Linked DNA regions of Homo sapiens: region 1 is linked to region 2. The links are chromatin contacts, found by Hi-C or POLR2A ChIA-PET in ENCODE. All regions are on one chromosome and are shown on one strand. Each heading gives the region's core, a stretch centred on a gene start or an enhancer-like site at or near the end of the contact. The rest is flanking DNA. Distances are from core to core; before and after follow the strand shown. Region 1 holds the start of GRK6 (G protein-coupled receptor kinase 6). Region 2 holds the start of FAF2 (Fas associated factor family member 2).

Evidence for each region. Hi-C counts contacts between places; a loop is a spot of excess contacts on that map. ChIA-PET counts read pairs that join two places held with the same protein, here RNA polymerase II (POLR2A). Pooled maps may share reads with other maps.
Region 1: a loop to region 2 is called in a pooled map, with 9 times the contacts of the local background. The contact joins the promoter of GRK6 here to the promoter of FAF2 in region 2. A Hi-C loop is called at or near these places in 6 of 50 pooled maps. POLR2A ChIA-PET finds 5 or more read pairs at or near these places in 2 of 52 experiments (Caco-2 and HEK293).

Annotation. Positions count from the first base shown.
Region 1 is chr5:177,425,128-177,428,618 of GRCh38, reverse strand. It overlaps GRK6 (G protein-coupled receptor kinase 6), which reads right to left and starts at 1,943. Exons shown (of 16, transcript NM_001004106.3): 1 at 1,722-1,943. The coding sequence starts at 1,773. RefSeq lists a silencer at 1,370-2,019 and enhancers at 1,730-2,269, 2,690-2,859.
Region 2 is chr5:176,446,759-176,450,315 of GRCh38, reverse strand. It overlaps FAF2 (Fas associated factor family member 2), which reads right to left and starts at 1,931. Exons shown (of 11, transcript NM_014613.3): 1 at 1,846-1,931. The coding sequence starts at 1,908. RefSeq lists enhancers at 1,851-1,910, 2,221-2,280, 2,361-2,550 and a silencer at 1,991-2,040.

The DNA.
Region 1 (3,491 bases), core at 694-3,193, 980 kb before region 2:
ATGGTGAAACCCATCTGTGCTATAAATACAAAAATTAGCTGGGTGTGGTGGCATGCACCTGTAGTCCCAGCTACTTGGGAGGCTGAGGGAGGAGAGTCACTTGAACCCAGGAGGCGGAGGTTGCAGTGAGCCCTGCACTCCAGCCTGGGTGACACAGTGAGACTCTGTCTCAAAAAAAAGCCATGCAGGTGGGAGGGGCAGAGCCAGGTTGTCGTAAGGGTTCTCTAGTGGAGGTACCAGTCCCCAGTCTGGCCATACCACCCTGTGCCTTGCCCATGGCCTGACAAAGCTTGTCCAAAGGTACCCACACTCTCCGGCCAGGCAGTGCCATCAGCAGGCCTGAGGCCTTAACTGGCTACAGCCCTAGGGAAGAAGGCCTGTTTCGGCCCTCCCCACCCCTCCTCCCTGGCTGGTTGGATGACGAGGCAGAACAGAATCGGCAGATGCCCCCAGAGGCTGGGAGGAAGGCCTAGCCCATGGGCTCGATAAGGGACAGGGGATAAGACAGGCTCCCCAGGCAATGAGGACCCAGCCTGCCATGCCATTTCTGGGCTGCACCTCGCCAGAGCACTTGGTGGGCACGGGGTGCCAGGTGTAGCACCCAGCTGAAAGTTCCTCTGGGCTTCCTATAGACTGTGCCGGTCATCCTGTGTCTTAGGCCCGAGTCAATCACAATCTTGCTGTGTGACTGATGCTAATCCCTGGTTTGAGCCTCAGCTTCCCACATGTAAAATATGGTAGAAAGGTGAAGCAGATGACTTTTTAAGCCTGGAAGCCCAGCAAAGGGTGGAAAAACTGTCACAATCTCCCTCCTTGCCCTGGAGTTCCAAAAAGATGGGTCTTGTTTACTGCTGCTTCCCCAGCACCCTGGAAAAGGTGGGGCAGAGTGGGTGGTCAGTGATCATGTTACTGAGGTGGAGTGTGGCAGGTGGGGGCAGACTGACCACAAGGCAGTGAGGACCCGATCTGGTCCTTCTGTGTCTCCCAGGACCTGCACAGAGCAAGTGCCTGATAACATCTGGGGTGGGAGCCACGAGGAGCTACACACACACTCGGTCCACCAGACTGGTTTCCCCAGCCAGACCTCTGAGCTTACAATACTGACAGAGCAGCATGCTCTGCTCCCACTTCTTTCTGTGTCCGCTAGCCCCACTAGACCATGGGCTCCCTGAGGGCAAATATCCATTCACCTCTGCCCTCAGTGTCCTGAGGCACGGAGCAAGTGGCAGTCCTATAAGTAGCATTTGTGGCCAGGAGTTTCCCCAAGTCAGGTGGGCTGTGCTACGCAGAGGGTCCGTTTATTCATTCTCCAGCTTTACCTATCGCCAACTTTGCGCGGGATTAGGCTAGGGTGCTGGGGTCTGGGCCCCTGGCACGTGGGGCATCTTTACACCTCTCCCCTGGAGGAGGCTTGCCTCTCAGACAGGCTCTCCTGGGGCTCCGGTCCCACCCTTCCCTCTTCGTCTCACCTTCTTTCACTCCTTCACCCCCACCCGCCGCGAGGGCGGCGGCCTGACCCCCGCCCCTTCCTGGGCCCCGAATCCCGGGGGCAGGTGCGGAGGAGGAAGACGACGGGCCGGAAAGGCTCGTGTCTGGGCGGGGTGTAAGGCGCAGGGCCCGCGGGCCTAGGGGATCCGACGGCTGGGTAGCCCTGCGGAGCTCAGACGCAGCGCACTCGCGCTCCACGCACCCGGGCCCGGCCGCCCACCCGGCCGCCTCACCTTCCCGGGCCTTGAGTAGCACCGTGTTCGCTACGATGTTCTCGAGCTCCATGGGCTGTGGCGCCGCCTGGCCCGCCGGGCCGCGCCGCCGGCCGGGATCGCGCGCGAGTGCCGAGGCCGGATGGCGATCGGCGCGGCTCGGCGCGGCTCGGCTCGGCTCGCAGTGACCGCGCCGCGGCCTCCCCGGCCTCCCCGGCCGCCGCAGCCAGCCGCGCACTCTCCGCCCCCTCCCGGGGGCCACCCCGGCGCTGGCCCGCCCTGCCCCGCCCTCTGTTTACCTCATTTGACCAATCACCGGGCAGAAGCTCCCCGCGCCGTCTTCCCATTAGTCTTCCTCTTCATTTTTTCCCCCGCCCCCCCAGCTGGGGACTCGCTCAAAGAAGTACGGGGGCGGGACCAATCACGTCACCTCTTCCTGGTTGGTCTGAGGGCGGGGTTCAGCCCCTAGGTTCGAATTTCTAGGCTTTCGTAGGATACCAAACTGCCAATTAGGGCCGAGCCCTCAGCCGGGACAATGGAGGTGGGTACTCTGGGGCACGCCCAGGAGGCCGAATATGTGATTGGGTGAAGAAGACGTCCGTCATCTCAAGTACTGCATTTTGATTGGGTCGTCGCCTGAAGGTGTGGCCCGGCGGCCTTTGGCTCGCAGACGGCTTTTCTAGGGTTTTGTCGGGGACGCGCTCCGTATCCTGGGCCTCCTGCGGGCTGGCAGCGAGTTTGTTTGGTCCACTTGTGTGGCCGTATTCCCTTGGGTCGGCCCCAATCAGGAGGGCGCACATCGAAAGAGGGAGAGACAGGGAGGAGGCTGCGGCCTCGCAGCCGTTCCCCGACCTCTTGCCCGGTCGCCGCAGGCGCCCCGCCCAGCCCCCGCAGCCGGATGTTGTGATTTCTCTCCACCCACTCGGCCTCGCCTTCCCTCGGCCTCTGCCGCCTTATAAGGCAGCGCTACCACCCCTAGACCTCGGGATGAGTTCACACCCATTATACAGGTGGGGAGCTGAGGCGCCGGACGTCAAGTGGCTGGCTCCAGCCCGAAGACTACGGAGAAAACAAGGCTGAAATCTTACAGCTAATCAACACCTTGTAGCTTAACACCCCGCTTCCTCCACCCCCTACTTCACGCAGCAGGAAACAGGCTTGCCCAAACTCCGCGAGTAAGGCAGAGCCGGATCCATCTAGGCTTCTCTAGTTCCTATGCATTCATTCATCCGAAAATACAGAGCAACACCTCTGTGCCAGGCACCAAGCCAGGTGCTGGAGAACACAGTGATGGCAGCAAGATAGCCAGGCTCCCTGCTTACTTGCTAGAAGTGGAGGGAGCAAGTGAGGGCAGGGTGAGATAAAGGTAATTATTCTGTAAATAAACAAATAGATGGTTTCAGAGAGTGACAACTGCTCTTCGGACGTTAAGAGAGTGTGTGACACTCTCAGGGTGTGACATTTGAGCGGATCCAGTAGAAGCAACAGCAAACGCAGAGGCTCTAAGCCAGACTAAGTGGTGTGTTCAGGGAATAGGAGAAGGCGTCCGCAGCTTCTGGGCCCAGTGGTCTGAGATGAGACAGAAGGAGCAAAGGCACTAGCTAGGTCATGGAGGACTGTGAACACGTCCAGGAGGCTGAAGTGTTTTTGCTAAGTGAAATGTGAAACATTTGAAAGAATGATTTATATTTTAAAAATATCACTCTGGTGGATTCCTAGGGGGCCAAGAGTGGAAGCAGAGCAGTCAGGAGTTTACAGAATTCCAGTAAAGAGATGGTGGTGGCCTGGACC
Region 2 (3,557 bases), core at 682-3,181:
TCTGTTTAACTCATTCTCTAATAATAATTTGCTGGGTCATCAATTCAATTTCTCTACCAAAAATTCCAATCAAATGTCAATTACATCTATGACAGCATTTTTCCATTTATACACTTCCAACACACTGCTCAATTTAAGAGGGGAAAAAATAACCACTTCAAAATTTATTATAGTGAAGTCTATTCAAGGAAATTGCAAAAAAGTGAGAACTCGCCAAAAAAATATTTATTTTCTCAGCATTTGCATTCCACACTCAACTGTACACTGAAATATAAGTTGCACAAGACAGAAGTCAGAAGCCTGGGAAGGGTTCTGGAAGATGGACATAGCTTTAAATCTGACACCATCATTTTCTAGCTGTGTAACCTAAGCATTTTATTTCTTAGTCCTGATACCCTTCATCTGTAAATCAGGGACTAGAACAGTATGAACCTCATAGGGTTGCTGTATTAAATGAGGTTATGTATGCTAAGTGTTTACAAAGTACTTACATCTGAAATAGTAAGTGGGATTCTACCTAGCAGCGCTGCGCACTAAGGTTCTTCATATAGTTGAATAAATGAATATTTACACATTTTATATAAGGAAATAAGTGTATCAATAACTTTAGGTCTATCCTAAGTCAAATTAATAGCAGAAAATACTATTTGGGGGCATTTTGCAGTCTACAAGGCCCTTCTAACATCCATATGTCCATTTGATCTCCCGAACATCCTCAGGAGGTAGATTTTTTTTTTTTTGAGACGGAGTTTCACTCTTGTTGCCCAGGCTGGAGTGCAGTGGCACGATCTCGGCTCACTGCAACCTCCGCCTCCCGGGTTCAAGCGAGTCTCCTGCCTTAGCCTCCCGAGTAGCTGGGACCACAGGCGTGCACCACCACGCCCGGCTAATATTTGTATTTTTAGTAGAGACGGGGTTTCACCATATTGGCCAGAGTGGTCTCGAACTCCTGACCTCGTGATTCGCTGGCCTTGGCCTCCCAAAGTGCTGGGATTACAGGCGTGAGCCACCGCTCCTGGCCTGGGGGTAGACATTTTTAAGACAGTCCTTTCAGAGATAAGGAAACTGGTAACAAAGTGCCAAGGTTACCCACCCTAGTGGTATCCTCCAACCATTCTCCAGCTCAGGGGTAAGTGATCAGTGGCAAATGTTCTTAATACAACATCTTGTATTAACATAACATTTCTGCAAGTTACCACCCTCCTCAAGCATAGTTAAGCACAGGAATCCAGGAATAAGCCAAAAGTAATAAATCCCGACAGACCACTGATGACACTTATCATCTTGCATTGTTTCCTCACTTGGTGTCCTCCCACACCTCTAGGGCGGGGACCAGATCTGTGTGTAGGTGCCCCCTCCCCGACCGGAACCCCCAACACGAAACCTGGTATCCAAGAGGCCCCAGTTTGTGGGAGTGTATGTGGAAATGGCATGGGATGCTGGCAGGAGGTTTTCCTGTCAGAGACCCGAAATGACGCCAACTCCGCGGTGGGGACTAAGCTTCTCCGGCAGATATAGACTCGTTGGGCGGAGAGGGTCCGACCGATAACCGGGCTGGGAAGGATGGCTGAGGACTGACGCCGCTAAGGCAAACCAGGGAAGCTGACACGCTGAGGGCACAGAGGCACAGACGAGGCGGGTCTGCCCGCAGCGATGGCTGGAAGGCTAGGGTCCAACAGAGGCTTGGGGGCCGGGGGAATCAGGGCAGTTGGAGTCTGGGGGGGAGGGGGCCGGCCTGCTGGTCTGAGAAGGATCTGAACCCAATCTGAGGAGGGTTCTGAACTCCTCTAGGGGCCTACTCCCCATCCCACGGAGGCATCTGCTGCACCGAGTACTCGCTGCTACCTGAAACTGCAGCAGCTTCTCTGTCTGCTCCTGGGTTAGATCCCGCTCCTCAGGCGCCGCCATTTTGCCGCCGCCTCTACGCTCCTGACCCGTCCGCACCGTCACCCGCCGGAACTGACCTCAGCCACAACCACATCCGGTCTGAACGGCCGCCGGCGCGCAACTGCGTCTGCGCGCGCTGGCCCACTAACCTCCCCCCGCCCCCCGCCACCTCTGGCCGCCGCCAGAGGGCGCCACGCTCGGGCCTATCCCGAACACTTCCGGAAATTGCCGAGGGACTGTCGGTACAAGTCGCTCTTACCATTTAGGCGACGAAAGGATCTGCTAAGATTAGGCGACGAAAGGAGACCTAAGATTCCAGTGCAGTCTTGCAGAGCCGAGAGGGCCCGAATGTGCCTCGAGAAGCTCCGGAGCATCCCGAATGGCATTCGGCTGATTTCGGCTGCTCTCTAACCATTTTCCGGCAACCTCAGATACTCTTGGAGGTTTCTCGGGAGACGCAGCCGTTCCGAAATACCAGCCTTTTGGTCGCTGGCCCCTGACCTAAAGTTTCCAAAAGCTCCTGACCATCTCTCGGGAGGTTCCGAAGGGCTCTGGATACTGGCGCGGCATTTCCGACGCCGCCTTCGAAGCGGAAGCTGTGGGCAGACTTCGGCCACCGTTCCATTGCCGCTTCGGGGTCACTTGCAGGAAGATCTGGACTCGGCTCCCCGGATCCTCGACCATTCATGGCGCCCCCAGTCGTCCGCACAGCTTGCCGTCCACCGCCGTGACTGCGGCGCTGGAACCCCGGCCCGGCATCTGCTTTTCCGTGCCTGGAGCCTTGTCTCTCCGCACTAGCGCTGCACTGGCCCCTTGTCTCTGTGACAGGCGAAGAAAGATCCCTGGACCGGGATTAGGAGACGCGGGTTCTAGTTGCCACCTTGCCAACTGCTGGACATCCTTGGGCAAACCACTTGGGCTCCATTTTGCCATTTGTTGAATGAGATTCCCCAAAAGCCCCTGACGTGCTGCCGCCGCCCCTTCTCCTCGAGGCAGTCCCCTGCCCTTCCCTTCTGCTGCTTACACTACCCTATCACCACCCCTCAATCTCTATCTTCCTCTGCACGTCCCTTGCCCCTTCTAGTCCGCCACCTCTCTTTAGATTTCCCGTTTTCATTTCCACCTCTCCCGCCGAACGCCTCCTCTGCCCACCTTCCAGAGAGGCCTGGGTCTGGTACACGCTTTTCCACTGACCACCTGTGTGATTCTCAGCAAGGCTCTCGGCCGCCTGCGCCCCACCCTCGTCCCCTTGCAGGGTTGATCCGGTGAGACAGAAAAGGCTTTGAGAGCTGGTTCTGTGAAGAGTACATGAAATTTTGGCTACTTCTTTCAGGACTTATCAGGTCTTACCAGGTCTGCACAAACCACGACGTCCTGGAAAAACAGCACATGGTACGCCCTAAAACACAACCCCCAAAAAGTGCTAATTGGAAAAACAAAACAAAACAAAACAAAAACCCTGCAAATTTGGATCTGCATATGAAATCTTTCCGTTTAAAAATGGTGTCGGCCGGGCTCTGTGGCTCACGCCTGTAATCCCAGCGCTTTGGGTGGCCGAGGCGGGCGGATCACTTGAGGTCAGGAGTTCGAAACTGGCCTGGCCAACATGGCGAAACCCTGTCTCTACTAAAAATACAAAAATTAGCCAGGGTTGGTGGCGCACGCCTGTA